5 separate regions of the Homo sapiens genome follow, and all the other regions are linked to region 2. A link is a loop called in an ENCODE intact Hi-C map of the cell type or tissue named here. Cell type or tissue: GM12878. All regions are shown on one strand. Each heading gives the region's core, and the rest is flanking DNA. Links, peaks and the distances in the headings are about the cores only. Region 1 overlaps SHOC2 (SHOC2 leucine rich repeat scaffold protein). Region 2 overlaps RBM20 (RNA binding motif protein 20). Region 3 holds the start of ADRA2A (adrenoceptor alpha 2A). Region 4 has its middle 93 kb from the start of HEAT2. Region 5 has its middle 480 kb from the start of HEAT2.

Region 1 (6,371 bases), core at 618-5,617, 270 kb after region 2:
GAGATTTAAATTTTATGTATTGTTTACAGTCAGAGTAAATCACTGGATTTCTTTTGTTTGTTTTGATTTGCTCTGTTTTATTCAGTCAAATCTAGAGTTTGAATCCTCTGCTAAAGAATTTGCATCCACTGGTGTAAACAGTGAAAGGTATTTGCTTGTTGAAAAAAAAAACTGGCAAAGTGAAAAGATACAGTCAAAAATCTAGAATTTCTTTAATTTTGCTTCTCTGACGAGTTGTGAAGCAAAATACCTGAAGTGAGTCTTTGGGTAGGGGAAGGGTATTGAGACCTTTTCTAGTATGAATATTTTTTAAGTTTGGGGGAAGAGAAACTTGCAGTGAAAAGGAGTTTTTTCATTCCTGAAAGTTGCAGATCCACAAAACTAACAGGATAATTGGGCAAATAAATTACATATAAACACACACAATCTATATATGTATATACAATGCTATATAGATATGTATTTATTATATCATAAACTACAGTAGGTAACTTTAAGGATTTCTTCCTATCCTTGTACAATGACATGAATGTCTTTCTTTGAAAACTGCAATGTATGTATGTTTCAAGGTTATTTAACAGTGTACTATGGTTTTATATCTTGACTTGCCTTGTACATCTTTCAATTCTGGAATATCTGTGTCTAAGCACAATATCTTCACACTGTGCTGTATTGCTGCTGAACTAAATGCACTTTTCCCCACATATGGGGCACTGGCTTCAAACAATTCAGTTCAGTATCATTACTTTTAATCTCATCTTTCCTTTCTTGGTAGTTGTTAATACAGTTATGGAAAAGAGGCACATTGCATAGAAGCCATTGGGGAGTTCAGTGGAAGTTCTGTAAGATGTGCATGTACTATTTGATGCGTTTTCTTTGCTTCACTGCTTTTAATACTTAGCAGTATTGTTGGTCTAAGTCAATTTGATTATTGAGGAGTCTCAGAGCAAGGTGCGTTCTAGATGTCATCCTAAAAAACACTTCATATATAATTAATCACTATTTTGTATAATTACATATTGCTGCTTGTGTGTTTTTTTTTTTTTCCATTTAGTTGGGCGTTGTGTTTTACACAAAACCATTTTTGAATTAAGGCTATGATATTAAGATAGAAATTTGGACTGTTGTTCTGCTTTTCCTGGCACTCAAATTCATGACTAGTTTTGAGGTCAAACCTATGTTCGTAATGAGAGATTTTATAAGGATCAACTAAGAAATGGAAGGCAGGTGAAGATATAAAACCCTAGAATGCTTAAATGTGCTGTAAAACTATTGTAGATGTCACTGGATTTTACCAAGTAATATCCTTTCTTTTTTTTTTCCCCCCATCTGCTGTGGCTTTTCAGTTAAAATTTTGTTTATAAAAGGAATTTGTTTATTACAGCTCTACCTAGAGCTTGTGTGTTTGTGTGGTTTTTTAAATCTCGTATCCAGGTGTGTTTATATATTAAGATGTTGGGACTTGAACTTTAAAGGTAGTAACTAAATGTCTTTTCTTAAAAAAAATGGTTATTGTTTCTTAAAATGAAAATATGGTTTTTAAAGCATTTTTGTTCCACCTTTATGTTAATCTGTAACAGTAATGTAAAACGATCAGTCTTACATGTAGAAGTCATGCTGTGTGTAAACAATATAATGACAAGTTATAAAAAATTTTAAAGAAGTATAAAATGTATATCCTCTGTAGGCTGTCACCTTGTGAGAGCCCACAAATTTCATTATTTCCCAAGAAACTAAAATGGACTCTGATTAAGATATCCCTGTGAAATCAAGATATTTAATATTTAAATAGTTTGAATATAATAAGGGATATTGTTGAAGACTACATATGAGCTAATACTTTTTCCTGAAACTGCAATGGGACTAATTGGCATATCCAAAAATTTTCCTTTCCTTTAAAGAAATTATATTTAGTCTCTCCATGAGACTCAGCAAATAAAATAAGAATGTCCGAGGATGTTACATTATAAAAACATTGCTCTAAACTTTGCTTTTTGTTAATATGTAGCAGAAAAATGGCAATGGTAATGCCAAGCTGTCCTTTTCTGAGTTTAATACTTTCTAAATCCCACATGATTATTTTATACAGAAAGGAGGAAGTGCTAAATAATTTATGAACTTTATAGATACAAGTGAAAACAGTAGATGATACAGGAAGGGAAAATACACATAAAACATTTATTTGTACTTAAAATGTAGGTATTGCAATGGGAATGATCTCTAAAAAATGTAATTGCAAATTTCTAATTTATCTAATTGTGTAGCTTGAATCATTTAAAATAGATAAGTTATTATACATTAAAATTTATCTAGATTTTCTGTAAATTTTTGTTATAACCTTTTGCTTTTCATCTGTTACTTCCTTTTTTTTTTTCCTTTTTTTTTTTGAAACAGAGTCTCGTTCTGTCACCCAGGCTGGAGTGCAGTGGCGTGATCTCAGCTCACTGCAACTTCCGCCTCCCGGGTTCAAGCGATTCTCCTGCCTCAGCCTCCAAAGTAGCTGGGACTATAGGTGCCTGCCACCACGGCCAGCTAATTTTTCGTATTTTTAGTAGAGATGAGGTTTTACCTTGTTAACCAGGATGGTCTTAATCTCCTGACCTCGTGGTCCGCCCACCTCAGCCTCTGAAAGTGCTGGGATTACAGGTGTGAGCCACCACGCCCAGCCTCATCTGTTATTGCTAAGCCATGTGTATTGAATCCAAATTTCACCTTGCAGAATTTATAATTGTTTATTAATAGGAATGTATAGTAACTAAGTATATAAAAGTAGACACTTCTGAAATGAAAAGGGGGCACTACCAATAGTTATATAGGGCCAACAGCACAACATTGGTCTCAGGAAATCAGAATATATGATCACTCTTGCATGATTAAAATTAGATAAAAGTGGATAGCATAATTCAAAATAAACTGGAGAAGTATACATTCCTGAAATCTATAAACTTTAAAATGAATTACTTGTGAGGAAAGATCTCCTTCTGCCTTGATCAGAGGATAAGATAGTGTATCAGATGTCTTAGCTAAAACTTATCTCTTGCCTTATTCTTTTGAGTAGTTTAGTCTTTAGGAGTCATTGGGAAACGCATGGCAATCTTTAGTTGATTATGTAATCTTGGAGAATTTGAATGTGCCAGAGTTGTGACATTGTCTTGGTATCTAAGGGGGTATCTTGAACATTGTTACATTAGGCAAATATGAGAATGTTTTATAAAATAGTTATCAGTACTTTGTTATTGAATAGAAGGCCTTTCTGAGAAAAATTTCTGGGTTTATTTTTTCACTTTGAAAAATGACTTTAAAAATAAGGGATTTTTTTAATTTTTAAAAACTGGAGTTAGTTCTCATTACCCTTAAAAAATACTTTCTTTTGTATACACTTATTAAATATCCCACTGACATTATAAGTTCTGAATATAAGCGGTTTTGAATTTAAATACCTGTTTGTGATCAAGACTTCATCTGGATAATAGTTTATAGTATTTCAGACTGGAAACGTTTCCAAGTTTGGTAGGAGGAGTAGCCTCTACTGTTTAGAGTAGTTGGGGCAGGGCATGCCTTATACAGCTTTTGCGGTTTGTGCGGTATACAACAGCATAACATGTTGGGGGTGATGTTCATTCACATCATAGATTTGTATATTATCACAGTTTTTTTTAGCAGGTGTTGGTAAAGTTTCTTGTTCTAACAAAATCAATATATTATGTCACATTTCTGACAGTTAAGAACCTTAAGGAAGGAGCTTTTTTTTGTTTGTTTCTTGCACAATGGCGCAAGTTTGGCTAGAGGGGAGATTCTGTCTTTGTGCAAATTATTAGAGTTCCATCCTAGGAATCCTTATGATGTAATAATATTTAAATGGCATTAGAAGCATTTTATATATTATAGGTACTCCAAAAAATCATCTTACTTGGAAAATCTAATGAGAGTTTTTGGGTGCTTTATCAGTGACCGTCATCATTTAGATGTTCTGTGTTATCTAATTTGCCTTTTATAATTATTGATGTTGTTTCTTTCTTTCTTTTTTTTTTTTTTTTTGAGACAGAGTCTTGCTCTGTAGCCCAGGCTGGAGTGCAGTGGTGCAGTCTTGGCTCACTGCAAGCTCCACGTCCCGGGATCACACTATTATATTCTCCTGCCTCAGCCTCCTGAGTAGCTGGGACTACAGGTGCCTGTCACCACACCTGGCTAATTTTTTTGTATTTTTAGTAGAGACGGGGTTTCACCGTGTTAGCCAGGATGTTCTTGATCTCCTGACTTCGTGATCTGCCCGCCTTGGCCTCCCAAAGTGCTGGGATTACAGACATGAGCCACCGCACCCGGCTTATGTTGTTTCTTAAAATGAAAATATAGTTTTTAAAGCATTATGGAGAATTTAACCTTCCACTGGTCTGATCAAACAATATACAAGTAGCATCTGCATCAGCCATCTATACCATTTTCTTTTTATGATTTCGAAGAAATTATTATTCAAGAAATCTGTCCATTTAGCTAGTACTTAAAACCTGATGTCCACTACTAAAAATGTTTTATGTGTGGATCAAATAATTTATTTTAATATTAGTCTTGAATAGAAAAATATACTAATATAGTTTTTTTCACATTTGCTGTTTGTCTCTTCTTCCACCTCAAAACTCATTTTTAACATAGTTCAGAAAGTTATCTTATAATTGCTAAATAAGAACATGATGATGTATTTAACAGTTTGGATTTTTCTCCAGGTAAAGATCAGGTTTCCACTGATGTTTAACAGGGCTTGTACTGTGTTAAATACTTAGCTATTCTGAATTATGATTCAAGGCTAAAAGGTATAAATAGCCTTCAAATAATGTACTTTGAACTTGAATTATATTGTTGATTATTTCGACTTTATAAAAATGGCCATTTTAGTAAGTCATTCTGTATTGTTATTCAATGGAAATAATGTATTTGTAAATGTTCTGCCATAGAGTCTTTGAAAAGATTTCTAATGCTGTGTGTAACTGAAGCTGGACCTGAAGTCAGTCTTTGCAGTGTCATGAAACCATAAAAATGTGGAACTGAGAGAAATGACTTTTTACTATTATGAAATTCTTCTGGAGAACTTTGAAACAGCAAATGGCATGTAGAAGGTATACAGAAATAAGTGCACAAAAACATGCAACATAGTATTTGATACGGTCAGTGGTGTCCTTCATTATAGTTGTTTATGTTGTTTATATATTATTATTTTTAAAACCCTAAATGTCAGGGTTTTTTTTGTTGTTGTTGTTATATCCTGTCATGAAGACTGTGCTCTATAATGGAGAAATGAATTCTTAGAAGTCATTCTTCCATTCTCTGAGCCTTCTAGTCCTAATAGTATTTTTATCATGATCTCCATGTTCTGTAAAGAAAATGTTTTTGTTTTCTTTTGTAAACTTTTATAAGAAAGTTTGCTCTGACTCAGCTGTTTAGGATGTCATGGTAACTAAAGGTGGAAATTGAGTGCAGGTTTCCTAGAAAAGTAAGTTGTAGTATTGGCTAATTATGTAAGTTTGTGTTCTAAAATGTTTCACAAAAACAAAAGCTATGAGGATAAAGGAGATAATACCCAATGATAACTATTTAATTGGCTGAAGAAAACTTAAGGAAGACAACAAATTTTAGTCCTTTGCACAATGTGATTAATTGTCATCTTTCCTGGTATCATTCTTTAATATGTATTTTTAAAAACCACTGTGGCTACCTTGAGAAGAATAGATTGAAGGATATCACAACTAGAGACCAAGAGGCCAGATGAGAGACTGTTAGAGTAATCCAGATGATGGATGACAGTGACTTTGATTGAAATTTTAGTAATGGGGTGGAAAGAATGACCCTTAAGGGAGTCTTAGCAATACATATTAGTAAGAAGTAATGATTGAGTGGGTAAAATGACTAAGGATCAAAGAATACTCCCAGATTAGTGGCTTAAGCATCTGGGTGTATTTACTAAACTAAGGAAACTTGGCAGAGGACCAGATTCTTTTGGTTTGTTTAGAGGTAGGAAGAAAATGTGTTTTAGAGCCTGTGGAACATCAAGTGGAGATACCAGGTAAGCAATTGGATACATACATGTTAGGAAGTTAGGCCTGGAAACAGATGATCCAACATATAGATGGTAATTGAAACAAGGATTCCCTAGGGAGATCATGTAGGATGGGAAAAAGATGGAATCCCTGATGAACTCCAAAAATCAAGAAGTAGCTGTAGTAGAGGTGAGAAATTGTATTTCCTTAAAGAATTGGGGTGGAGGATGCCAGATGGAGAATGTTAAGGGCAGTATAGGACTGCTTATCCTCTTTATTTAGATTTAATTCCCTTAAATCTTCTCTTTAGAAATAACATGTTAAGGATTGAGCTTATTTTTC
Region 2 (6,371 bases), core at 729-5,728:
GGGTTCTTGAGTAGAGGGCTGATGCTAGAAACATAAAGAGATTCATCTGCATCTTCTTCAACAGTGTGCCTCACCTCCAACTCTCACTGTGAAAGATCTGCTTTCTGCTGAGCATGGACCTGGGAGAGATGTGTTCCCCGGAAGGCGGCCCGGGCTGTCATCAAGTCAGTTGCACAGGGACAGTGTGAAGCCTTCTCACTGTGGCACGAGCCATCACTCTCAGAGCACCTCAAGCCTGGCAGGGTTCCGAAAACCTCAGGGTTTAATCACTCCCCTGTTTAAGGAACTCAGACACAATGTATTTTACAAATTATTTTTGAAAGGTTTATATGAAGTGTTAAATTTTATGAACTGTATATTTTACCAACAATGGAAAAAAAAGGCTTATGAGCTTAGAGGCTTTCACATTCATTATTTCACTTAATTCTCTAAACCTCCAATGGGGTAAATCAATTTCTGTTTTGCAGACCATTAGACCAAGGCACAGAGAGATTAAGTGGCTTGCCAAAAGGGGTAAGAGTTTTCATGGGCTAACTGGGGTTATTTTTTTCACAGTTCATCAAATGACAAGTTTAACGTGATATATCTTATTTTATGTTGCATGTGATAAATAGTTACACTTTTTATTTGTTAATTACTAGGTTTTAATGGTCAACTTTAGTCCAAAGCTTCTCCCTCTTCTCACCTTCTCCCAGCCTTCTGATTCAGTTTATACATACACACACACACACACACAACATACACAGAGGCACACACATGCATGCATGCATGCAATACCCACATTGTTCTTTTATATTATTATTATTTTTTGAGGTGGCATCTTGCTCTGTTGCCCAGGCTGGAGTGCAGTGGCACAAACTCAGCTCACTGCAACCTCTGCCTCCCAGTTCAAGCGATTCTCATGCCTCAGTCTCCTGAGTAGCTGGGACCACAGATGCGCACCATCACACCCGGCTAATTTTTGTATTTTTAGTAGAGATGGGGTTTCACCATGTTAGCCAGGCTGGTCTTGAACTGCTGACCTCAGGTGATCCGACTACCTCAGCTTCCCAGAGTGCTGGGATTACAGGTGTGAGCCACGGTGCCCAGCTGTCCTTTTATTTTTATTTGGTGTTCCTTGTTGGAAGAGATCAGCTTCTCTTCACTAGAGAAATTTTTCAGTGATCCTGGTGGGGGCTCCAGTCCCCTTTTCTTTAGGAAGAAATAGAGTAGAATGATTGGGAGTACAGTGACAGGGTGGTGTCACATTTCCTGAGTTTGAGCCTCAGCTCTTCCACTTGCTGGCTGTGTGGCACTGGGCAAACTCCTTCACCTCTCAGTGCCTCAGATACCTCTCTATACAGAGGAAATGCAAGCGGAAGTATAAGGAAGATCACACGAAATAGCGCCTGTCAATCACTGTCAAGCACAGTGCCTGGCACACAGTAGGTTTGCAGGATGCCTGTGGTTTCTGTCACCCTGATGTGACTCTCCTGGGGCCCTTGAAGGTAGCATTCCAGGCCCTCAGAATCTCCAGGGGAGTGACTGGGAGCTGTAGTTTCACCAGCACCGGGCTGATGCTTGTGGCTGGGAAACGCCACTACCAAGGTGATGAAAGGTGAAGGTGGGTTGATATATAAAATAAAAGAACTTGGAGGAAAGTTAATACCTTTGAACATTGGTTCCCAAAGTGTGGTCCTGCACCAGCAGCAATATCCACCTAGCAACTTGATGGAAACGCAGATTCTCAAACCTTCCTCCAGACTTACTGAACGGAAACTCTGGGGGTGGATGCTAGTGATATTGTGTTTGAACAAGCCCTCCAGGTGTGTCTGAGGCCTGCTGAAGTTTGCAAACCATACTTTAGAATGTGAAAGAGCCAGTCCCTATTTCATTTCAAATGAGTTTAGATGTATATTTAGCTACTGAAATAAGAAATCTAAAGATATGTACACTTGTACCAAGAAGACAAGGAAAGAAATCTGCTGATATGAAGACTCAGTTATATTTCGAACAAAGGCAATGAATCCATCTTGGTCCTTTGCTTGGCTCATGGTGAAACATAGCGGCCACCATGTGGGTCAAGAGGCTTGTGTTCAGGACAGCTGAAGGGATGGCCTTGACCTTACTGTCCTCCCAGCACCAAAAGGAGCCAAGAGCGAGAGGTTACTTCTGCCTCTCCGGAACTCCAGCACTTCCTCCCTGGGGGTGCTGGCATCTTTCTTATGCACTGTCACTCTCCTCGTGGTTACTGTTGTTTGGGTCAATGTTGTAAGCAGTTGCTTGAATACAAACCCTCTGCTTTTTCATCCCTGTTTCTCCTGGGCAAACCCAAATGTGACTGCAAAACATCTCCAAATAGAGTCCAGTTCTTCTAAGTGTCAAGGCTTGGCCCAGCCACTGCCTCTGCTGTAAAGACTTTCTAGCCTGAATACCACCATGGCAAGTCATAAGCCTTGTTCTTCCCCTCCTGTGCTCCACATCCCAGGGATTTGATCCCTGCAGGCTGCATTTCCAGGCGCCTGCTGGGTTTGAACAGTGCAAGCCTCTGGGGTGAGACTGCAGGGTGGTCGGAGAGGGATGCCAGGGTGGTTCTCCCCCTCCTCTGTGGCTGGCTGTCTGACAGTGGCTGGGGATCTTCCAGGGCTCTATTGCTACTCCTGTCCCCACTAGCTTTTGTGTACCTTCTTGTCTGTTTGATAAATTCTCTGGATTAAATTCTCCAAGGGATTTGGAGTGGTTTCTCTTTTCTTTATTGGGTCCTGACTAACTTAGCCCCTTGTCTTGCTTCCACTGGGAGTGGTCACTCAGCATTTGCATACGTATCTTCTCCAATAGCCATGAGCTTCTCAGGAGTAGCCGTCATATCCAATTCAATGTCACATCCTTAGTGCCTACTCCAGGAGCTGTCACTTTCAACATGCTTGGTGTTTGATGAATGAATGCGTGATAACATGTGAGGAGGGCTGAAAATGCAAAGGAAAATCAAAGTATGCCGTATATTCAAAATGCATGCAACAAGCAAGGTTTACCATATGGAAATAGCGATGTATGCCCTGCCTAGTAATCTAGTTTAAAATAGTAATAATAAACCTTAAGCTTGTCCACAGTACAGATTTTTTAAACAATAATTTGAGAATGTTCAAATCTGTTCCATTATAAGCCACCCCAGAACTTAATGATTTAGAACCCTTTATTATTTCTCATGATTCTGTGGGTTATGACTTGAGTTGCCTTCAGCTGTTCTTGCCTGGGCTCGCTCATCACCACGTTTGGTAGCGATTCGGCTGGAATTCATATGCGTGGGACCTCAGGAGAAATGGAGATTCTCTCTCCACTAGAATCTCATGCTGAAGGAGGCTGGTGCGGGCTTGTTCACAAAGTGGCAGTCTTCCAAGAGGGTGAGGGGCAAACTCTGAGGCCAATTGAGGTAGAGGCTTGGAAGTTACACAGCATCTCTTCCTGTGCATTCTGCTTCAAAGCAAGTCAAGAGCCCAGCCCAGATTCAAAGGATAGGGAAATAGACTCATGTCTTAATGGGAGGGGCTTCCAGGAATTTGTGGCCATATTTAATCCACTGTAGAGTGGTTATTCTCATTACGAAACATTCTTTATTACAACATTTAGTATGGCTGTACCTTAAGTAGAGCCTCCTGGAATAGATTTAAAAGGTTGCTCAACTGGTAAGACCCACAAATGGAGAGCTGCCACTGCTTTCCTTAGTTCTTTGTCTGACCACCAGATGGTGGCATTGCTCAGTCGACCCCGAGTATTTCAAGGCCGGCACCAAATTCCACCTGGAGATGCCCTTCAAGCTGTGGGAATTCTATGATTTTGCACAGCTGGATTGGGAGCAGGCAGTGCTACCTATGGAGAGGGTCTGGGATTAGGGTTGCAATGGGCATTGGATGCCTCTTTCTCCCTGACTCTTCTAGAACTGTTGTGGGAAATTTCTTCACCTCCCCAAATGGGGGACTGGAGTAAGATGCTGCAAATATCATCCCATCACAATGGACTCAATCATGAAGAAAAATATCGTTTGTAATAAAAAAATTGTTTGCATACTCATGAATTGTCTATCGAAATTACATTGTATTGATTTCATCCTAGTGATGTAAATAATTCTATACCACTTCTTTTTCTTTTTTCTACCCTCTGCACCATTATAGTTGTTTGTATAACAGTGTCTGCAAAAACTGATAACATTTGATTAAGGCCTGCAGTCTAGTCCATTGTATTGTGCCAGTGTCAATTTCCTGGTTTTGATCATGTAATATAGTGATATAAGATGTTATCATTGGGGAAGATAGGAGATAAGGACATAGACCTTTCTGTACTATTTTTGCAACTTCTTGCAAGTCTATAAGTATTTCAGAATAGAAAGTTAAAAAAATACCCTCACTAAAAATAACCTCCACCTGCTTGTGTATTACTGGTATTTGCATCATCATTTGGGAGAAAAGTTGAGCATTGATTTTAAAAACTCTTTTTTTGGGGGGGGGGGTCATTCTGGCAGGGTAGCACTGGCTTCTCAACCCCCTTCAGATCCACTGGCCACTTCCACAGATCCTGCCCAGGCTCAAAGCACCTGCTAGACTAGGTGATCAGTGGTGCAGAGACCTGGAGCCAAGGATGGGGAGAGACAGTCATTGCCACCTCCTTTCTTCCCTTTCTGGACTCAGAGATCCTCTGTCCCAAGTTTCTCCCTTATAGTCAGGGCTCTGCCCTTTACTACTCACTTTCTTGTTTGTTGTCTTAATCGTGGGTTACAATGCTTCTCTAAGACTAACAGGAAGACACTTTTATTTCCATTTTGTGAATAAGAAAACTAACACCCAGGGTTTGAGGTACTTGGCTGGGACCAAAAGTAAGTGATGCATCCAAGGCTAGAAGGTAGATTAAATGACTTTTTAATCTGGGTTTTCCTTGCTAATTTCTAAATACACTAAAAAGAGAAAACTTTTTAGAAAGTTTTCTTTCTGAAAGAGAAAGCCTTTTAGAAAGTTTTCTTTCTGAAAGAGAAAACTTTTTAGAAAGTTTTCTTTCTGCAAGAGAAAGCCTTTTAGAAAGTTTTCTTTCTGAAAGAGAAAACTTTTTAGAAAGTTTTCTTTCTGAAAGAGAAAACTTTTTCAAGTGAAGTAAAACTTCTTTGAAATATTACGTGTTTAAACTCCTAGGCTGTAATTTCATATGCTTTTATTTACTGTCTTGTTCTATTAAAATGCAACCTATAGCACCTTTTAATGTTCACACAGTGTTTGAAGTAGAGAAATGAAACTTTTATGAGTAAGTGGAGAAAGTAGTGTTAACTTTTTTTTTCATTAATGAGAAAACAATAGGCAGCAATGGGTTTAGGAGTTCTATGGCGAAAAGGCATTTCCTGAGATTGAATCAGTGGCAAAAGGAGAGCCTGTTATGTTTTGCTAACCAAAAGAATGTGGGAACATTTTAGCTAAAATGCAAGTTAAAACTGTGAAACATATAAATAAGCATTTGGTATGCTTTTCAGTTTCCACAACAGTAGTCAAGCCAGTGAGCCCTGTGGGGAGGGCTCATGGGCCCTGGACTCAAAGAGCTCAGAGTATGTCTACCTGGGGAACTAAACCAGTGTGCATGAAATGACCAGAGAGTGATATGGGGCAGATAGGGTTTCATGCCAGGGTGTGTACCATGGTTGTGTCTGGAAACAAGGGCTACCGAGGCCTGGATCACTCAGAGGAGGCATCAGGGAGAATGTACTGGACTTGGGCTCAATGTAGAGATGTAGGGGGTAGCTCTCTTTTGACTCCTAAAATTACAGTGAAAAACTGGGTTCTCGTAATCACACTTACGAGTTGTTGTGTCCCTGGACTAGTTATATCTTCTCTCTCTCTCTCTCTTTCTCTCTCTCTCGCTCTCTGTGTGTGTGACAAAATACTCATACCACAAAATTTACCATTTTGATTATTTTAAGGTACACAGTTCAGTGCCACTAAGTGCATTTACAATGCTGGGCAATCATCATGACTATTTAGTTCCAGGACCTTTTCATTACCCACAAAGGAGACCATGTGCCCATTAAGCAGTCACTCTCTCCTTGGCAACCACTTAATGTGGTTTTCGTCTTTATGGACTTGCCTACTGTGTGACACACAGTGTTTTGTGGTGGATGGGAAAATGTATGATATTTAGGCCTTACTCTCAAGGAGCTTACTAATTGGGAAGATGTAATCTGAGAACATGAAAAAGACAGTTACATCCTATGACCAACATCATGCTTGCTGGGAAAACCTTAGAAGCATTCCCAATTACAGTCAGAAATAAGATAAGAGATGCTAAATGTCACCGCTGTGATTCAGCATTGTGCTGAAGAACCTAGCCAATGCAGTAAGACAAGAAAAATAAATGAAGCA
Region 3 (6,371 bases), core at 738-5,737, 330 kb after region 2:
CATCACACATTTATCAAGTATCCATGCTCTGTGTGTTATATTTTGGTATTTATTGAATTACTCATGCACTTGTTAAAAATGCAAACACCCAGGCCCCGCCTTCATCCTACTGAATCAGAATCTCCAAGGAGTAGGTACTAGAAATATGATTTTTAAAAAGCCTGTTTTAGAGATGCTCTAGGAATAGAGATGAAAAGGACAGTCCTTTCTACCTGCTAGATCATCATACAAATGAATAGATAAGCTAGAGCAAGAAAAGTCCATCTAAGCCATGATAAAATATGTATGGCACCCATGAGAGAGAGAGGTTGCTTCTACTAGGAGGAGGAGGGGTTGCCTAACCAGTTGGTGTAGTGCTTGCTCTCCATCAGCTTGGCTGTTGGGGAATGGTCAGTCTCCTAGAGTGTATGTGACGTTGCCTCCAAGAGTGGGCATTAGATACAGAAAGAGGGAATACATCTTGCCTTGTACTGTCCTAATCTAGTAGACATCAATGGACTGAAAGGACAGGGCTAGAAGGAGGATGTGCTAACTTGTCAATGTGCTCATTTCTGATGAACATTTTGCAGGTTTCTCTTTGGCAGTGCGATCAAGGCTGGAGATTCACAGTAAGGAACTTAGAAAGCTCATTGGGCTTACCACCAGGAAAAATAGAGTTCGGCTCTGTCCTTGCCACTTATTAGCTGGACAGTTTACTTAGTCTGTTGCCTAGTTTCCTCCATCTACAAAGGCAGATAATAAAATCTACATTATGGGATTGTTTTGGGAATTATATAATATATAGTACATAAACTGCTTGGCATTGTGCCTAGCATGTGGTTGGTGCTAATAGGTACTATTTATTTTTAGTAATAATATAAGTAATAATGGACCCCCATTTGGGTCCCCAGAAATGACTCCTTCTCAGGCCATCAAACCCAAACTCCATATTTACAGTGGCTCTCAACTATTTGCTCTGTCCCAGCTCCCTGGAGGGCTATGACACTGTCATAGCAGTCTCACTGGCTCAGGGCAGTGATTCTCAATCTGGGGCCCACTCTTTCTAGCTCAAGTTGGCTTCCTACCCCGGGTAATTTGGACACTGCCTCCTGTCCCCACAAGGGCACTTGCTCATCACTCCTGTCCCCCACTGAGATTTATTGCTTTGGGTGGTAAGTCTTCAGCAGGGTGTGCACACCTGCAGCTCTCAAGGAGTTTTGTCAAAATACACATGCTGCATCCCACCTTGGACCTGGTGAATAATTTCCCTGGTGGGGCATTGGTAAGTGTATTTTGTCTTCCTAGGAAATGCTGATCTATAGGCCTGGTTGAGAATTATTATATTTGTGGATATCTTTCTGCTCAGCAATGTCTCACTCAGCTTGCACAGCATGAAATCTTCTAGCAAAAATTAATGGTGTCCACATAGCTTTTCAAAGCTCAGAGATACTGACCCTGTGTGACAAACTGAGGAGGCAGAACCTTTGGTGATAAGGAACATGTGACAGGAATAAGAACTCTGTGTATAAAGGGGCCATGTATATCACCCTACACATGGTGCATACATCATGGTACTTAATAAAATGCAGCACTTGTTATTATTGGTATTCGTTGTGTATTGGCCTCAGGGTTCCTGGCTCTGAAAAGACCTGTTCCCATTTTAGGAGAAAAGACTCCAAATCAGGGAATTAAGAAACCACCTGGCTGTTTGGGAAGCATTTAGAAAATATGACAAGAGGTGTCATACACAGGCTAGCAGCAGAAATTTCAAGAAAGATAATTACTGTAAACTTTGTTTTTATTTCCTCTTTTGATTCTGAAATTAGGAAGAAGAGCAGTGTGTTGGAAGCTGGGGTGCAGATGGTAAGTGATGGTCTCCTAAGACTCAGTTCCCGAGTTCTACAAACAGCAACACAGCAAACCCCAGATTGCCACGGGCTCTGATTTTTGTCTCTTAGTATTCATACTTGAAGTGTGGGGTTCCTAGTTGCTGTGCAAAAATGACTGTAGCCATGTTTCCAACTGAGCCTACTGGCGATGTCCAAAGCCCCTGCCAAGAGCCTCAGAGCAGAGACTTTAGTAGAAGATGGAAAATGAGTGACTCAACAGAGCGAGGAAATTGTCTTCTCAGCTTCCTTTAGATTGTCCAGAAAGGGAGATTAGAAAGGCTCCTCAGAACTAACACTGGAAAGGGAGTTTATACCATTAGGGCAAAGATTGGGAGACAAAGGTACTGAAGTCAAATGAGACTTCTGTGAAATACTTTGGAAAGTACAGATTTTGAGACTACATGAACAGCAGCAGCACCAATAACTGTATCACTGGTGCGGGCTATAGACATCAGCTGGGAATGAAGGTGATTCTCAGGGCCCTTAATTTAGCCATCAGCCCCCAGCCAGACCTAAGCCTGCAGCTGGCTGCACAGAGAGGCAGCCTGTTCCATCCTTGGAATTCCAACTTAGGTGACTGCACAAGGCATTTTGGTTTAGTGGTTCCTTAAATAAGACGACATTCCTTTAAGTCTAATCTCTCTCCTGCTGAAATTTCCTACCCTCTTGGGTTTTACCATTAAACTGCTTGCTCTCATCTGAAAAGTGCAGCTAGCAGGGTGCAAGCTAGTGCTCTAGTGACCGTTAAAATCTATCCTAGGACAGCTAGCACGCACGGAAAAACTTGCCATTCGCCGCACACCCACTCCCCCCCGCCCCCACCGCTATTCTTATCAGAGAGAACATGGAAAATATTCTACTCCCTCTTCCCCTTATTGAAGGATGCTGTGTGTACATCTGAATGGGGGTGGGATGCGGGGCGGGAGTGGAGTCTAGCTTTCGGTCCTCAACAAAAACATAATGATTCCCAGCAAGCCAGAGCTGTGCAACCAAGGAGGCAGGATCCTGGCCTCTCTCGGATCTGCAGGAAGGGTGGGCTGTGCGGGTCCAGAGTGGGATGCCCGTTCTGGCCGGCGGTGCCTGCTGAGCCCTTCCTGATGTGACTTTATTAGACAAACCCCCACTCCCGCCAGGGGTAGACACACGAGTATCTGCTTTAGGAAGATTTCTGCAACACGGCAGGGTGCAATTCAAACTCTGGGTTCTCCTTTCCTGAGCTTAGAAACCAATTTGTTCGGAGATAGGAGAAGGCTCTGTTGGCAGAAGACCTAAGAGACGGGAGGAGGCGCCTGGCGTCAGCGGGTCGCTTCTCAGCCGTGACCACGAGCGGCCAGCAGGTGTCAGTGCGTCCTCGCTTTGCCCTGGCGCTCGGCTCCTGGACCCCTCCCCACCTCGGTCTAAGGGGGCGCGGTCCAGACCCCGGGTCTTGCGTTTCCCGCAGACAGCATCGCGGCTGGGAGGACACGTAGCCGCTTCTTCCCTAAGCGGAGGTCTGAACTCCGGCTTGTACCACTTCCCCGTGGGTGCTGTCCATTCCGCCCCAGGGGTTCCATCCGAAGCCGCGCCTTCCTCCCTCTCCAGGACCCCTTTCTCCCCAGCCTCCAGGAGCACCTGCGGACCGCGTCGGCTCTGGCCCGGAGCTGGGCTGCTCCAGACGTAACTCACACCGGAGGTTACTTCCCTCGATTTGGGCGGGGATTCCCTTCCATTTTTTTCTTCCCTTTTCTCCCAAGATCCAGCTTCTTGGGGGCACTCACGGGTGCCCGTTGCGTTCTGCTCCGTCGGCCCGGAGCTGCATGGCCAACTCCCAGCAGGGGCCGCTCCTCCCCTACCCCCCACCCCCGGGCTCCCTCTTTAAGTCTCTAGCTCAAGGTACCCGCCTCTCCAAAGGGCTCGTCCCGCCTGAGGGCAACGCTCCCCGAGGTCCAGCGCTAGGCGCGGGCGCTAGACTGGCGGAGGGGTGGTGCGAGGGGCGGGGGAGGGTCGGCTTCCCACGTGGGGGCTGACGCCGGCTGCTCAGCAACGCTTGCTTGATCCTGGGGCTATAAAACGAGTCCACCGTGAGCGCAGCGGAGCAGCAGCAGCTCCAGCTCGGTGCAGAAGCCCAGCAGCCGGCGTGCCGCCGCCCGGCCACTCCAGCGCCTTCTTCCCCGCCTTGCGCTCCTGCCCCAACTCGCGCTGTCGTCGGACCCCGGCCCATCCAGCAGCGCTCGGCGCCCACCAGGCGGACGCCCAGGAGAACCCCTGCCTCCGTCGCGGCTCCTGGAGAGCTGATCGTTCACCTGCCCCGGCCCGCCTGAGGACGGGGGTGCCTTCATGCGGCCCCCACACTCCTCACCCCGCCGCCGCCGCCGTCCCGGAGCTCCGCACAGTGTGCCCCAGCCCCAGCAGGGCGCACAACTTTGGAAGTCTCGCGGCGCTCCGAGAGGCGGCAGAGTCCGCGCCCCAGCCCCGGGCCGGGCCGGGCCAGAACCGCAGCGTCTGGGGGAAGCCAGAGAGTCGGTAATCGCTTCGGGGATGTAAGGCGACAGACATAGGACCCCCGAGCTCGCATCAGCACCCTTCGGCTGCCTCCCGGGGTGGGGGCGGGCCCCGCACACGGTAAGACCTCTTGCTTTCGCTCAGGCTCAAGATTCAAGATACAGATATTGATATGTATATATATATTTAATTTCCTGTCATCCTTCCAAGTTATCAGGCCACCGATGATTTTTGTTCTCCCTTCTTGAAGAATAAATCTCTCTTTACCCATCGGCTCTCCCTACTCTCTCCCGCCGCTTAGAAATAAAACTTGGCTGTATTAGGAGCTCGGAGCAAGAAGGCGCCCACCGAGAGCGTCTGAAGCGCGAGCCAGGCGCAGTTCGCGGGACCCGGGCCATGGGCCGCTAGCGGTCCTCCAGTTCGGGCCCGGCCTCCCTGCGGCCCCCTCCCTATGTGAGCCGCAGCCAGGCGAGCGGGGCGCCGGAGGAAGAGGAGGACCCACGGGCGCCGGGCCGGAAGGCAGCTGGCAGCAGGCCCAGGCCAGCGGGCGCCCGCGTTCATGTTCCGCCAGGAGCAGCCGTTGGCCGAGGGCAGCTTTGCGCCCATGGGCTCCCTGCAGCCGGACGCGGGCAACGCGAGCTGGAACGGGACCGAGGCGCCGGGGGGCGGCGCCCGGGCCACCCCTTACTCCCTGCAGGTGACGCTGACGCTGGTGTGCCTGGCCGGCCTGCTCATGCTGCTCACCGTGTTCGGCAACGTGCTCGTCATCATCGCCGTGTTCACGAGCCGCGCGCTCAAGGCGCCCCAAAACCTCTTCCTGGTGTCTCTGGCCTCGGCCGACATCCTGGTGGCCACGCTCGTCATCCCTTTCTCGCTGGCCAACGAGGTCATGGGCTACTGGTACTTCGGCAAGGCTTGGTGCGAGATCTACCTGGCGCTCGACGTGCTCTTCTGCACGTCGTCCATCGTGCACCTGTGCGCCATCAGCCTGGACCGCTACTGGTCCATCACACAGGCCATCGAGTACAACCTGAAGCGCACGCCGCGCCGCATCAAGGCCATCATCATCACCGTGTGGGTCATCTCGGCCGTCATCTCCTTCCCGCCGCTCATCTCCATCGAGAAGAAGGGCGGCGGCGGCGGCCCGCAGCCGGCCGAGCCGCGCTGCGAGATCAACGACCAGAAGTGGTACGTCATCTCGTCGTGCATCGGCTCCTTCTTCGCTCCCTGCCTCATCATGATCCTGGTCTACGTGCGCATCTACCAGATCGCCAAGCGTCGCACCCGCGTGCCACCCAGCCGCCGGGGTCCGGACGCCGTCGCCGCGCCGCCGGGGGGCACCGAGCGCAGGCCCAACGGTCTGGGCCCCGAGCGCAGCGCGGGCCCGGGGGGCGCAGAGGCCGAACCGCTGCCCACCCAGCTCAACGGCGCCCCTGGCGAGCCCGCGCCGGCCGGGCCGCGCGACACCGACGCGCTGGACCTGGAGGAGAGCTCGTCTTCCGACCACGCCGAGCGGCCTCCAGGGCCCCGCAGACCCGAGCGCGGTCCCCGGGGCAAAGGCAAGGCCCGAGCGAGCCAGGTGAAGCCGGGCGACAGCCTGCCGCGGCGCGGGCCGGGGGCGACGGGGATCGGGACGCCGGCTGCAGGGCCGGGGGAGGAGCGCGTCGGGGCTGCCAAGGCGTCGCGCTGGCGCGGGCGGCAGAACCGCGAGAAGCGCTTCACGTTCGTGCTGGCCGTGGTCATCGGAGTGTTCGTGGTGTGCTGGTTCCCCTTCTTCTTCACCTACACGCTCACGGCCGTCGGGTGCTCCGTGCCACGCACGCTCTTCAAATTCTTCTTCTGGTTCGGCTACTGCAACAGCTCGTTGAACCCGGTCATCTACACCATCTTCAACCACGATTTCCGCCGCGCCTTCAAGAAGATCCTCTGTCGGGGGGACAGGAAGCGGATCGTGTGAGGTTTCCGCTGGCGCCCGCGTAGACTCACGCTGACTGCAGGCAGCGGGGGGCATCGAGGGGTGCT
Region 4 (6,371 bases), core at 850-5,849, 460 kb after region 2:
TCTTAGAGATGAGAAAGCAAAGGTTGGTGGAAGAGAATAGCTTGCTCCAGCTCCTAGGACCAGAGCAAGGATTTTAACCCAAATCCATCTAGCTCAAAGCCTGATAAGGTAAAAAGTGATCAGTACCACAGTAGTGATAATTCTTTTATTTCTCAGTTTCTTATCAAGAAAACAGGGATAGCCACCCTGCCATCCTCCTCACAGGGCTGTTGAAAGGATGAAAGTGAACATGAGAAAGTACATTGAGCTGTTTTAAGAGCCACAGGGAGGACCAGATGGCACTTTTGTGTGTGTGTGTTAGTTTATGGTTAGAGAGTCCAGGGAGAAAAGAATACAGCCTGTTTGACCTTTCCGCCCACATCAACTGCATCAGAATCTCTAAAGAAGTTGGGGGGCCCATGTGACGCCACGCTCATCAGCGGGGAGCAAATCCAGACCTGCCCTGTCCTAGCTATGTGACTGCTATGGTTTGACTGTTTACCCCTCGAATGTCATGTTGAAATTTGATCCCCAATGTTGGAGGTGGGGCCTCATGGGAGGTGTTTGGGTCATGAAGGTGGGCTTCTAATGAGTGTCTTGGTGTCATCCTCATGGTAACCAGCATGTTCTCTCTGTATGAGTTCCTGCCAGAGCTGGTTTGCAAAAGGAGCCTGGTGCCTCTCCTCTCCTCTCTTGCTTCCTCTCTCACCATGCTGGCTCTCCTTCCCCTTCCATCATGAGTGGAAGCAGCCAGAGGCCTTTACCAGGTACCCAATTGTACAGCCAGCAGAATTGCAAGCCAAATATTAAATCTTTCTTTCTTTATAAATTACCCAGTCTCAGGTATTATTTAATAACAACACAAACAAAGACAATGACCTTTGCCAAGTAAATTCTCCTTGGAGAGCCTCAGATGTCTCATCTGTAAGTCGGGAAAATGACACCTGCTCTTATAAGGATTGCAGTGACAATGGATCATGCCTGTTAAGCATTTGGCATAGGATGGATGCCTACTCAGGGTGTGTTGGATATCCCTTCCTTCTTCTGATTTTTCCACCTTCCTGGAGTCTTGCTTTCTCTGTAGTCCATATTGCAGTCCCACTTTCATGAGGACAAGTTAGCAGCATATGCTAAATTAATTTCTGAGATCTTGGCTACTAAGTGTTTATGGTTTAATAACCACCTTCCTGGCTACTGACAGAGGAAAGAGATGGGAAAACACTCAGAATCCATAGGGATGACTCTGTAACATGGAACTCCAGGCTCTACCAGAGGTTGGGGAGAAAATCACCATGTAGGAAGTGGCTAACTCTAAGCCCCTGCTAGGCTACCTTCTGACCGTTTGAGAACATCCAGTACTTGAAACCCTGCACCTAGCGTTTTTGTTTCTCTGCAGTTGTTTAGCTCCTCTTCTTTCTGGTCTCCTTTGCCTTGATTTTTCTCCACTAAAAAGTGGAGGAAAAACAGAAGGAAACAGCCATCTCCCTTCAAATGGGCTGTGTTCACAGTTTCCATGGAAAGAACCCGCCCCTTGAAGGGCGGCAGAAGAGGTGTTAGAGTCTGACAAATGTCAAGAGAAATTGATCACAGGAAGGTAAGATGCCAGGGAATCAATGCTGTCCCTCCTGGGGAGACACATTGGACAGACAAGCTGTCAGGAAGGACACGCACAGCTTGTACCTTGTAGCTGTGTTTGGGGTAGAGGAGGGAGCCACCTCCATCCATCTTTGTTTATTCAACATCCTCAATGTGTGCAGTATAGCTCTCAGTGATATGAAGGGTACATATGTGATCTCTGGCCCCAGGAGCCCCAGACTCACCAAGGAGGCAAAGCATAGAACTCAGGAAACTCTTGGCAACTCATCTTGAGGATGTTAGGTTCTCAGCCAAGGTTCAGGAGACCCAGAGGTGAGTTCATCCTACTAGGCTCAGAGCAGCTTCCTGAGAGAGCTGAGCCTGATAGCCATAACAGCAGGGGTGACTATTTTTTAAAGCCTGTTCACATCTTCTTTGCACAGAGTGAGACAAGTCAGACATGTTGCAATAAAACTCTGTTCATAACACTAGGGAAGGCTCATTCTGGTGCTTGGCATGCTAAGTGCTGTATGTCTGTCAGCTGCTCTAGTAAGTGTTATTATTTTGTTGTTGTGGTTTTCCAACCTTTTTGGTCAAAGTCTCAGACACCATGCCTGGGTGAGGCTGTCATTGCAGAGGTATACTGCTATGACTCACTTGAAAATCCTTTGATGGCTCTGAAGCCCAAATTTCATTGTGGTCCCCTCCCCAGGAAATTGCTGCTCTACTTATGGACTTAGAGAAGTTACTCTGTTCCTGGGCTCCTGACGACCTGTCCCAGGTCATCACGGCCATGCCCCTTGAACTGGATGCTTCTGCCATGCTGAGCTATCATGTGGGTCATGCGTACTCATGCCTTTGCCCAGGTAGCTCCTTCTATTCCTCAGAATGCTGCTTCCTCCCACCGTGCTCCACCTGGAGGACACCTACTCATCCTCAAAAGCTTCCAGCCTCAGCCCTTCCCCTGCACCTCTGCACAGTCTCAGCAAAGAAGGCTGAAGTGCTCCTCCTTTGTGTCCCAGCACACTGGACACACACTTTCATCACAGCAATTCCTTTGCATCAATTTTCCCACCAGCCTCTAAACTCCTTTAAGGGTGGGGACTGGACCTTGCTCACCACTCTTCCTTCACCCAGCTGCTAGCACTGGCCTGGTCCATGGTAGGTCTCTACACATGTTTGTTGAATGACTAAAGGACAATGAGGGGGATAGAAACAGCACCAGACTGAGAATCAAGGGACATGAACTCTAGACCAAACTTGGTTGGGGAGGAAAATAGCTTTGTGACCTTGGCCAAAGCAGCCCCACCTGTGTGAGATTACCTTCACAAAAGCACTTGGGAAGTACACATAAGAGGTCAAGGTTCACAGACAGCTGTCTTCATTTCAGGGTAGGCCTGTGACCAATGTGGAGAAGAGCCAGGGGACATGCTTCTCATCATGAATGGAAACACACAAAGGTTGGCTTCATTCCAAATATGAAGCCCTCAAAGCCAGTAATTTAGTTTAATCATCTACATGAATTGAATGTTTAGTTCCGGAAAAGATGCACAGCGCCTGGAGTTTGGTTCCAGTGCCCCCTGTTGGCTGGGCTGGATGACTTTGGGGAAGGCCTCTGACTCTTCAGGTACCGCAAACGTGCTTGTCTATTACTTGTCAAATGTAATTGTCAAATGTAGCTGCCCTCACAAGGATGCTGCAAGCATCACGGCAGGTGATTAACAGGAAAGCACTTGGGAAGCCATGGGGTGCTTAGAAACAGAGGGGTTGCAGGAGTGGCTGCTGTGGGAGGCCCCCCATCCCTCCACCCCAGGTGCTGAGAGTCTCGGCCTTGAGGGTGCACAGCTGTGGCCTTCTCCTGAGACCTGTCCTCAGGGGTACAGGTGTCTCATCACAGAGCATCCCCTCCACTCTCCCTACCTCTGACAGCCCCAGGCATGGCAGATGACATGGAGGAAGGCTGGCCTCCTTGCCATAGGAGGGGAACAATGTGTGGTGCAATTGGTGCCCCAGCATGCTCCTCCAGGGTAGCCTGTAAATCCCTAAGCAGTGTCTCTTAAGTGCATTGCTGTCATAGTCATTCGGTAAGTTCTCCAGAGAAGGTCATCTAATCGTATATCAAATATCAAAGTCAATAATAGAATAAGAGTGACTATAGCTTTCAAACACAGCCTTCACAGCCCTGGGGTTCTGGAGGCATGCCACTGGGACTGCTGGTGTGTGTGTGTGTGTGTAAAAGGGAGCCCAGAGGGTGGTGAGGGCTCCCCTGGACTATTCACCCTCCACATTTTGATGATGAGGCAGCTGAGGCCCAGAGAGGTGAAGTGGTTTCCTCAAGATCACACAGCTAGTCAGAAGCAGAGCAGCGTTCAGAACTCAGCTTCCCTTAATCCAAGATGAATACCTTTTCCATGGCACCTCTCCACCAGCCAGAGCCCTGCCAGGAAACACAAGTCTGATGGATGATTTGGTGAAAGGAAGACTTTCAGAGCAATGGGCAGGGTTATGAGGATCAACAAGGGATATTGAGGCACCCACAGACAAGCAAGAGCAGGGGTCTTTACCACCTCTTGGCTTGAAGCATCAAGGTCAGAGAACAGTGTTATTGGAACCCAGTGAGAGCTGAGGGGGGAGAAGTGGCTGCCCAGTAGGGGCTGACGTGCAGAGGGGAGAAGACCCTGCCAGCACAGTGGCCCAAAGAGGGCCCTCTGACCCCTACCCGACCCTCGAATCTTCTTGCCTGCTGGTAGGCAGGCAGCAAAGGAGCCCTGAAGATGCATTTCCTGGAGGCCACCCCCAGGGCAGAGAAGGATGGAGATTGATGCCAAGGAAGCAAACAGAATGACCAGCACAACTTCATGATGCAGCCATTCCCTCCATTCAGGGTAGTGGACGGTGACAGGGCAAGACTCCAGCACATTGCAGGGCAGCTTTCCTGGTCCCTCTGTGTAATTTGTAGTGAATTTGGTATTTGTGAATGTGCCTCGTGTTCCCTCAGCTTCAGAGCCATCTACTGTTCTGAGAGGGGCTTGTCTTCCTGAGGACCATGGTGGAGGAAAATGCTCCTCTTGTGAGACAAAGGGAATGAGTGACAGGACAGAGAATTTCCTGGACGGCTCTGTACCAGAAATGTACCAGGTTCCACAGTAGATGGGCTCTGCAGAGTTGGCATGAGTGATTCACAGGAGTGTGCTTGGTGAGTTTGGACAAACATTGAAATTGGGTTTTGCTAACAAAGCCCTACTCCACCATGAACAGGCAGGGTACCTTGAATCCTAATTTTCAGATTCTGAGGGACAGCATTTGCATGCTGTCTCTATGAAGAACTTTATTCAAAGCTCACTATTGATTGTGGTCTTGCAGGTCCTAAAGAGAAAACTTGCTTCTACAGAAATTTATGATTCATGAAATGCTGTCTCCTTTATAAATTCTTACCCCTGAGAAGCAGACCCTCTCCTTGGCAGGAGTTCTTCAGGGAATACCCTGGGGACCAAGCAACACTCCAGTTATTTTTAAATTGAGCATATTCACACTGATTTCAAGGACAGTGTATGCGCTTATTGATTCAATAAACATGATCCTGCATAAGGAATTATTGAGTAGAAGGCTATGCTGGAAGGTGGAATTGAGAATCTGCCCTCACGTTCCCAGAACTCAACAGGACCAAAGGAAGTGATGCACGTTGAAACTATGATTCTGTTTTACACGGTCAGGCATAGAGCATCTGCCACTACAGCCTGTTGGCTGCTTGCCTTGCCATGCAAATTTGCTTTCCATCCAGGCCAATTTGCTCTAGTGAGGGTCTCCCTGGATGTCATTAGCAATGCTTTATCTTCTGATTATGTGAGGAGTGTTGTGTCTCTGAACATTATTGCCTGCAGATTCTGGTGAGTGCAGTGAAGAAAGTTGATGGTATCTCAGTAGATCGTCTTATTGACCCTTGGGAAGTTTCTTCCTCTCCTTTGCATTCTTTTACTAGGGCTTTAGAAAATCTGTTTAACTTCGAGATATTCCCACATTATATAGGCTGGATATGCAAACATCAGCCTACAAGGATCAGCTCTTTGAAATGTCTCATAAGTCTTAGCAGAAATTGTTAGAGAAGCTGAGGTACAGCTTAGCTTATGTAATTATATGGACAAGCTGGGCGTGGTGGCTTATGCCTGTAATCCCAGCACTTTGGGAGGTTGAGGTGGGTGGATGACTTCAGTGTAGGAATTTGAGACCAGCCTGGGCAACATGGCAAAACCCCATCTCTACTAAAAATACAAAAAATTAGCTGAGTGTGGTGGCACATGCCTGTAGTCCCAGCTACTCCAGAGGCTGAGGCGGGTGGGTCACTTTAGCCTGGGAGGTCAAGGCTGCAGTTAAGTAATGATTGTACCACTTGGGCAACAGAGTGAGACCCTGTCTCTCTCTCTCTCTATATATATATATATGAACAAGCTAAGAATGCCTCTACCTTTTAGTGTTTGGTAGCGGTGACAACTTATCAGCCATTTCCTTTTCATTCCTCTTTTACTCAATAAATATTTATTGAGAAACTATTGTGCATAAGGCATGTGGTAGGCACTGGGGATATGGCTATAAAAGAGAACCAAAAAATCCTGTGTAAGTGTAGCTTTTTATTTAAAATGTGTTGGAATCTTTTGGTTCATCCATCCATCCATCCCCCATCATCTATTCATATGTTTGTTTCACATTGACTTGCATTACCACATAGTTCCATGTGGCTGAAAGAGCTTCAGAGAAACACTAAGCCCCACGCCATTATCTATAATTTAGCTAACAGGTCAAGTATATCTACAGCCTATGCA
Region 5 (6,371 bases), core at 865-5,864, 850 kb after region 2:
CCAGCCTAGCAATTTCACCTATGGTTACAGAATCCCAGTGACTTAGTGTCTCTGCAATCATTCTCCCTGGGTTTCCGGAGAAGGGAAAGTAAATGGTAGACTTTCAATCTTGTTTTAGGCCTCGAGTTTTCCAAAATCTGTTCTCCAGACTGTTTTGTTTTTAATTAAAATTTACATAGAATTGAATGAGTTAACTTTTGGAAATCCACTAACAGAGTGCCAGCCATGCAGTAGGTAGTAATGTCAGTTAGCGTCATTTTACCGAAAATAAAGCTAGTTATGTTTCATTTGTGTTAGCACTCCCACCTCTTTGCTGATCCAAATAAAACCTCTCAGAGGTACACAGCAAAAGAGAATTATAGACACCATCTAAATGTGAACTTTTGCCCACAGTTTTGCTTGGAAGTGAGCAGGTCGATTTCTTATACCCTCATTAAAGCATTTCATATTCTCATATTTGAGGAAGGATAACCTGCTGCAAAGAGAAGAGATGAGAACAGGTAGAAACATGCTTGCAGATGATCAATGTGCCTGGGATTTGCCTGTGGCTTAGGAAAGGCCAGAAGCCAGGGCTTGGTCTAACTTTTAGCCAGTGAACACACCTTTTACTAGTGCCTGGTCATTCGTCTACTCAGCAGTTGGAAACCACCTCCCTCCAGGAGCCTATTGACAAACCACAGCCCTCTTTTCCAGTTCTAGGGAAATGGGCAAAATGTAAGGAACAAAATGCTGTCTGCCTTCTTCTAATGCTAGAGCCATCTCGTGAGCCAAAGAGCCAAAGAGGGTGACTTGTGAATGCACTCTAGAAAAGCAAAGTGAGAGCTGTTATGGAAAGAGTGCTAGACTTGGAATTAGAGTTCCAGTCATAGTCCTGTTTCTTATTAGCTACATGACCTCACACCAATACACGTGCTTCAGATGTAAGACTTCTAATCATGGGTGTTTGGAGCATACTCTGCCTTACTTACCTCACAATGCCACAGTCATGGTTTTTTATGAATAATTTCAAACATGTATAGTACAGAGAACACCTATATACTACACCCAGATTCAACAGTTTCCTAGATTTTGCCACACCAGTATCAGACATTATGCCTTCCTTTCTTGGCTAAGTGTTTTTAAGCAAATCTCAGAACTCATGTCATTTAACCACTCTATACTTCAGTATGCATTTCTATAAAATACAGACATTTTCATATATAACCACAATGCCATCATCAACTCTAGTCAAATTAACAATAATTCTGTGATTTGTCTAATTATCCATTATATTCACATTTCCTGATTGTAACAAAAATTTCATTTTATAGGAAGCTTGTTCAAAACAGTATCCAAATAGGATTACACATTGCATTTGGTTATGTCTCCTAGAATCTTTTCATATAGAGCAGTGCCTTCCTCATCATTTTACTTTTTCATTCTACTGTCTTTTAATTTGTTTCTGTAAACTTCATGTTTGTTAATAACAACACTTTTTCTCTGAGGGTTCCATTATAGTCATGTTTGACCTTTCTTCCCAAAATTACATCATACGGGATGCCATGTATTTTATCTTCCTTCAAGTGGTAAATATTTCTGGTTTATTCACTAGAATAAGTATTACTTAAATTAATCAGTGGGTTCAAATGGTAAAAGCCTGACCTTTCATGGAAAAATTCTCCATTCATTTTTAAAAATGTCTTCATTCATTGAAAATCTTTGCCTAAATTATTGATTCTTATTATAAGTTGCAAAATGATAATGTTCTAATTCTGTCACTTCTTCAACCCTTTACATTTATTAGGTGGAATTCCTCTATAAAGAAGTAGTTTTCTTCGTCAACTAGGGCTACTTGGTCATATTGAAATACTGCTTATCCAAGAAAGAAAAAATAAATGTTTAATTATTTCCCTTTAATTTTCAGAGTGAGGTTACTTCCAATGTGACCAATGAGTCTTTTTTAATTTGGGGGGTTAAGGGCTATCTTTTTAAAAAAACTATTATTATAAACATGTATATTTTTGTAAATTCACAGAGGTGTTCCTCAGTTAATTTGTTCTGATGTTCAAATTGTCCCATCTTTGGTCAATGAGTGACCCTTCAAACTGTTTCGATGTCCTTTTGATGTAATTCCATTCATCTTTGACTACATCTTTGCTATCTGCATAAAAAGATGGCCAATGCTCATCTTATGCATTTCCTGTCTCAGATCTGGAATTAGTCATTCTTCCATGGATTCCTAGTTCCTTTTAGTGGGACACAGTCGGTTTTTGAAAACTGGGATCATGAACATGAAAGTGTAAACACTAATGTGCTGGATCCTGGTTACTATTAGCTTCCACCGTGCCACACTCTCAGTGTCTGCCAGAGCAGATCTTTCAGTTGACTGATTTTTCCCTTTCATCTCCTACATGCTATACCTCCTGCCATGAATTTCAATGCACACAATAAATATTCCTTGTGATGAGGACTGGGTATAATTCACCATTGAATCTCCAGGGCCTAGAACAGATCCTGAGATATGCCAGGGTGCCCAAAACTTTTTGTTGCATGAATACATTTTTCATTCTAAGAAAACTTTCCTGCCTCCCATCTTTCTGAATCAATTACTTTTTAAAATTTTAAATTATAATTTACATCTCTATTAAAGTTTCTAGCACCTGATACACTGGCACAGAGTAGGCATGCAATAAATATTATTAGATAAATAAATGAACATATGATGTCATAACACCAATCTTTTTCAAATCTATCAGGGCTTCCTCATTGCTCTTGCATACATTTTAAATTCCTCAACATGGTATACAAGGCTCTGCATCATCTGGTCCTGACTATCAATCCTTTTAGCCCCATCTTCTACAACTTTTCTTATTGCTCACCCAGCTCTAGCCTCACAGACTTTTTTTTAGTTCTTTAAAAGTACCTCATTCCACCCTGCCTCTGGGTTATCACATGCTCTTCCCTCTACCTGACATGATTCTCATTCTTCTCCTCTCCCTTCTCCATTCTGCCCACTTAATTCCAGCTCCTCTTTGGATATCCCCTTATAATCATCTCTTCTAGAAGGCCTTGTATGACTCACACGCCTCCAGACCTCCTTGCTATATGTCCTCATAGCAAGGATGTCTTGTTACTTTATTACCATGGTATTTATTATACTAGTAATGTGTTATTACTTGCTTAATGTCTATATTCTCCACTAGGCTGTAAGCTCTATCCAGGCAGTGTGATCTAACACTCTATTCCCCATTTCTCAATAGGTGCCCAATCAGTACTGGCTGAATCAATGGATATTAGATTCATTATTAGTAGATGGTAAGCTCCTGGAATACAGGAACTATGCTTTTTCCATCTTCATATCCTTTTGAGCTTCCAGAATGATTTGAATTACTAGAAGAGATTTAGGAAATGTTGATTGAGTGGCTAGACATTGTCCCTAATCAAGGCATTTAGTTGCCCTAACTGTGCAGAGAAAAGCATTTCCTGGCACAGCCTACCACTCCAGTCCAGATTCTGAGTATGAAGTACTTTTCCTCCTAATGATTTGCAATGTACCTGTATGTTCACCTCCCCCACCATCAGCTTTAGACAAATCACAGTGCCAAAGAGCCAGCAGCTGGAAGGGTGGCCTAAGGAGATTGCCACGCTTGGACTGGTTGCATTTTTCTTTGTGCACCTAAGAACCGGTATTTAATCCATATGACCCTGCTCTACGCCTAGGACAAGGCTGAGTGCAAGCTGGGGGAAGAACCCTGCTCTATCCAGAATGATTTCACTGATAGGAAGCCATGCAACTGCATTCCATGGGTCCCTTTCAGCCGCCGCTTAGTAACAGAACAACTCCATAACCAGTTACAGCCATAGCCGGGAGGGGAAAGTCTAGTGCCACCTACTGGTTACAAGTCAGACTGCCTTGCTTACATAACAAATATAGCCTCTATGAAGGGCAGGCATTTTGAATATCTTGTCAACTTTAGTGTGAACTTTTATTATAGAAAGAACTATTCCATTTCATTTGGGACAGGGTGCTCCTTAGTGGATCAGCATACTTGGAATCAGTCAATTGCAAAGTCAGGAATAAAGGTTCTTAAAAAACTGGCACAGTAGATTTAAGCTAATGGTCTAGAAAATTTCATATTGAGAAAGCAGAATTTATTTCTGGTGGGGATAGGATGGGGTGGGGAAGAGTAGAGAAGTCTTCAGTGCATCCATTGGTATCTGAATAACTACCCATTTGCAAACACAGTTACTGGCTAAGAGACGGTTTGCACAATGGCTAATACCTCAGACTTTAAAATCAAGCAAATCTGGATTCAGATTTCAGCTTGGGCACTTATTAGCTGCGTAACCATAGGCAAGTTGCATAACTTCTTTGAGCCTCGGTTTTTCTCATCTGTAGAACAGAAGAATAGTACATAGTACCTACCTTATAGGATTTTTGTAAGACATAAGCGAAGCTATATATATATATATATATATATATATATATATATATATATATATATATATATATATATATATATATAAAGCACTTAGCCCACTTACTCCAGTAGTGCTTATTAAGGTAATTTTAAAAATTGTTACTTCTATAAGAAAACTTCTTAGAGCATTATTTTGATATGACTTTTCCAATCATTTACATAAAGACACAAAAGACACAGCTCAGACTCTCAAAGAGCTTGCAGACTAGCTGGGAAAACTAATACATAAACACCTAACTGGCGCACAACTGGACAGCTATTCTAGTTGAGCTATGAGAAACAGAGGAGGGAGCAACGAAGTCTGTTTAGGTTGGGAGAAGAGACACAATAACTGAGTGGGTTCTTGAAAGATGGAGAGAACCACACCTAAGATGGACAAGTGAAGGGAAGAGCAAGAGTAAGAGCTTAGAGGCATGAAAGTGAAGGGCATGTTAGGAAATACAGAGTTGCCTGATGCAACGAAAGAGAACTTTAGGTGGGATGAAGCTCAGTGTATTCAAGTCCCCAGAAGAAGGCATAGTGGATCAAGACGAGTTGGCAAGAGTAAGAATGGGGACAGATGCTCTGCAAGGGTCCTTGGATGTTCTGTGATATTAGTAATGGACATTGACTATTTTTGTCCAATGCCCATTTTTCTATCTGGCAACCTGGTTTTCCTTTGGGGAATAATCCATTCCGAATTTTCTGTCCATGTGGTTTGGGTTGTGCTGATCAGCTAACCTCATACCCATTTCATTTTAAAGGGTAGTCATATGATCCATGCTTGGAGAATGAGTATATTCCATCTGCTTGATCACAGTGGCTGGTTCAAAGATTGATGATGTTACCTAGGTTAATCGAATCAGAGTGAACTCTAGGGCAGCTGAGAAAGCTTACAGCATTTGATTACTGTAGGGTGAGTGTAATGAACCCAACTGTAATGAACCCTAAGGTGACTCAGGGCGATTTATAGCATTTGATTACCATAAGGATGTACAAGCCTGGGCTGCTGGGGGGTCATCACATGTCCACCAATGAGACAACAGAGAACAAAGAAAAAGTGAAGATAGAGAGGAGATGGACTAACCCCTGACTATGTAATCTGGACTCCTGGATCCAGCATTCCTGATGAACTTTACAATTCCTGAACTTTTCAATAAATGTATCTTTTGCTTTAGGCCACATTAAATGGCTTGCTATCACTTTCAACCAAGAGATTCCCAACCAATAAAATATCACTGGTTTCATATTTTTAAAACTTTTTGCATTTTATATCTCATGGGACTACCTCATTGTTATAACTCATACATAACTAGTAGACATTATTAATACATTTCTCAGCAAAATCAGGGAACCCTCTAATTCCCCAAACCAAGTCTTTCAGATGTAAACTCTTTAAATTCCTGATGAGCGAGGAAACAATAGATTCAGCAGATAGGTAAGAAAGTTATTACACCTAGTTTGCAGCCCAAGCTAGTATTTCAGTCAACAATGCATGCCATTTTTAGACAATTAAGGTTTGAAAACCATCTGCATGAGTTTTAAAGACTGTTACAGGCCCTCTGCCTATTGTTGGTCATGTTTTCACTGCTGAATTCCCGCTGAATATATAAGAAGACTAAAAAGAAAGCTCTTTACTATTGACAGCTTTGATTCCAGCCCCAGCAAAGCATTATACTTGGAAATCAGCATGCTCTCTTATTGCGCCTGGAAGCCAGCCAGCTGACAAGAAAGAGCCACTGCTCTGGGACAAGGCCACAAACACAGGTGCCGGCATGCCCTCTCTCAGCTGCCCCTGCTGGAACTGCAGTGCTCAGCAAGGGACATATCTGTATGGGATACACAGAGGCTTCAGCAGAGTAAAAATGTTCATAAAAGGAAGTATTTGGCATGATAGATTACATTTTTCCTATCTTTATATAGTTTCAAAGG

Evidence for each region. A loop is a pair of places that touch in the nucleus more often than their neighbours do. Peaks named below come from ENCODE experiments on the same cell type or tissue, not always from the same donor. Only the 100,000 strongest peaks of a DNase experiment are listed, where the experiment ranks them.
Region 1: it touches region 2 in a loop (2.3-fold over the local background); 6 of 110 quality-filtered maps call a loop at or near these places.
Region 3: a loop joins it to region 2, with 2.5 times the contacts of the local background. A loop is called at or near these places in 12 of 110 quality-filtered maps.
Region 4: a loop joins it to region 2, with 8 times the contacts of the local background. A loop is called at or near these places in 10 of 110 quality-filtered maps.
Region 5: it touches region 2 in a loop (9-fold over the local background); 12 of 110 quality-filtered maps call a loop at or near these places.

Annotation. Positions count from the first base shown.
Region 1 is chr10:111,012,273-111,018,643 of GRCh38, forward strand. SHOC2 (SHOC2 leucine rich repeat scaffold protein) reads left to right here. Exons shown (of 9, transcript NM_007373.4): 9 at 1-1,393. Among named protein-coding and RNA genes, the nearest start is that of MIR548E, 27 kb to the left of the region's middle. In GM12878, for the core only: no CTCF peak of the experiment used is centred there; no DNase peak of the experiment used is centred there.
Region 2 is chr10:110,742,825-110,749,195 of GRCh38, forward strand. All of the region lies in intron 1 of RBM20 (RNA binding motif protein 20), which reads left to right. LOC124902498 (a long non-coding RNA gene) reads right to left here. Exons shown (of 3, transcript XR_007062286.1): 3 at 2,870-2,945. Among named protein-coding and RNA genes, the nearest start is that of RBM20, 100 kb to the left of the region's middle. In GM12878, for the core only: a CTCF peak has its summit at 3,713 (motif pointing right); DNase peaks (open chromatin) are centred at 3,841, 4,692 and 5,472; H3K4me3 peaks cover 1,403 bases; H3K27ac peaks cover 2,007 bases.
Region 3 is chr10:111,073,089-111,079,459 of GRCh38, forward strand. It overlaps ADRA2A (adrenoceptor alpha 2A), which reads left to right and starts at 3,941. Exons shown (of 1, transcript NM_000681.4): 1 at 3,941-6,371. The coding sequence starts at 4,909. The coding sequence ends at 6,306. RefSeq lists a silencer at 3,904-3,953. In GM12878, for the core only: a CTCF peak has its summit at 3,200 (motif pointing right); no DNase peak of the experiment used is centred there; H3K4me3 peaks cover 1,371 bases; H3K27me3 peaks cover 1,293 bases.
Region 4 is chr10:111,204,600-111,210,970 of GRCh38, forward strand. No RefSeq gene overlaps it. Among named protein-coding and RNA genes, the nearest start is that of HEAT2, 93 kb to the left of the region's middle. In GM12878, for the core only: a CTCF peak has its summit at 3,137 (motif pointing left); no DNase peak of the experiment used is centred there.
Region 5 is chr10:111,594,796-111,601,166 of GRCh38, forward strand. No RefSeq gene overlaps it. Among named protein-coding and RNA genes, the nearest start is that of HEAT2, 480 kb to the left of the region's middle. In GM12878, for the core only: a CTCF peak has its summit at 3,874 (motif pointing left); DNase peaks (open chromatin) are centred at 3,671 and 3,796.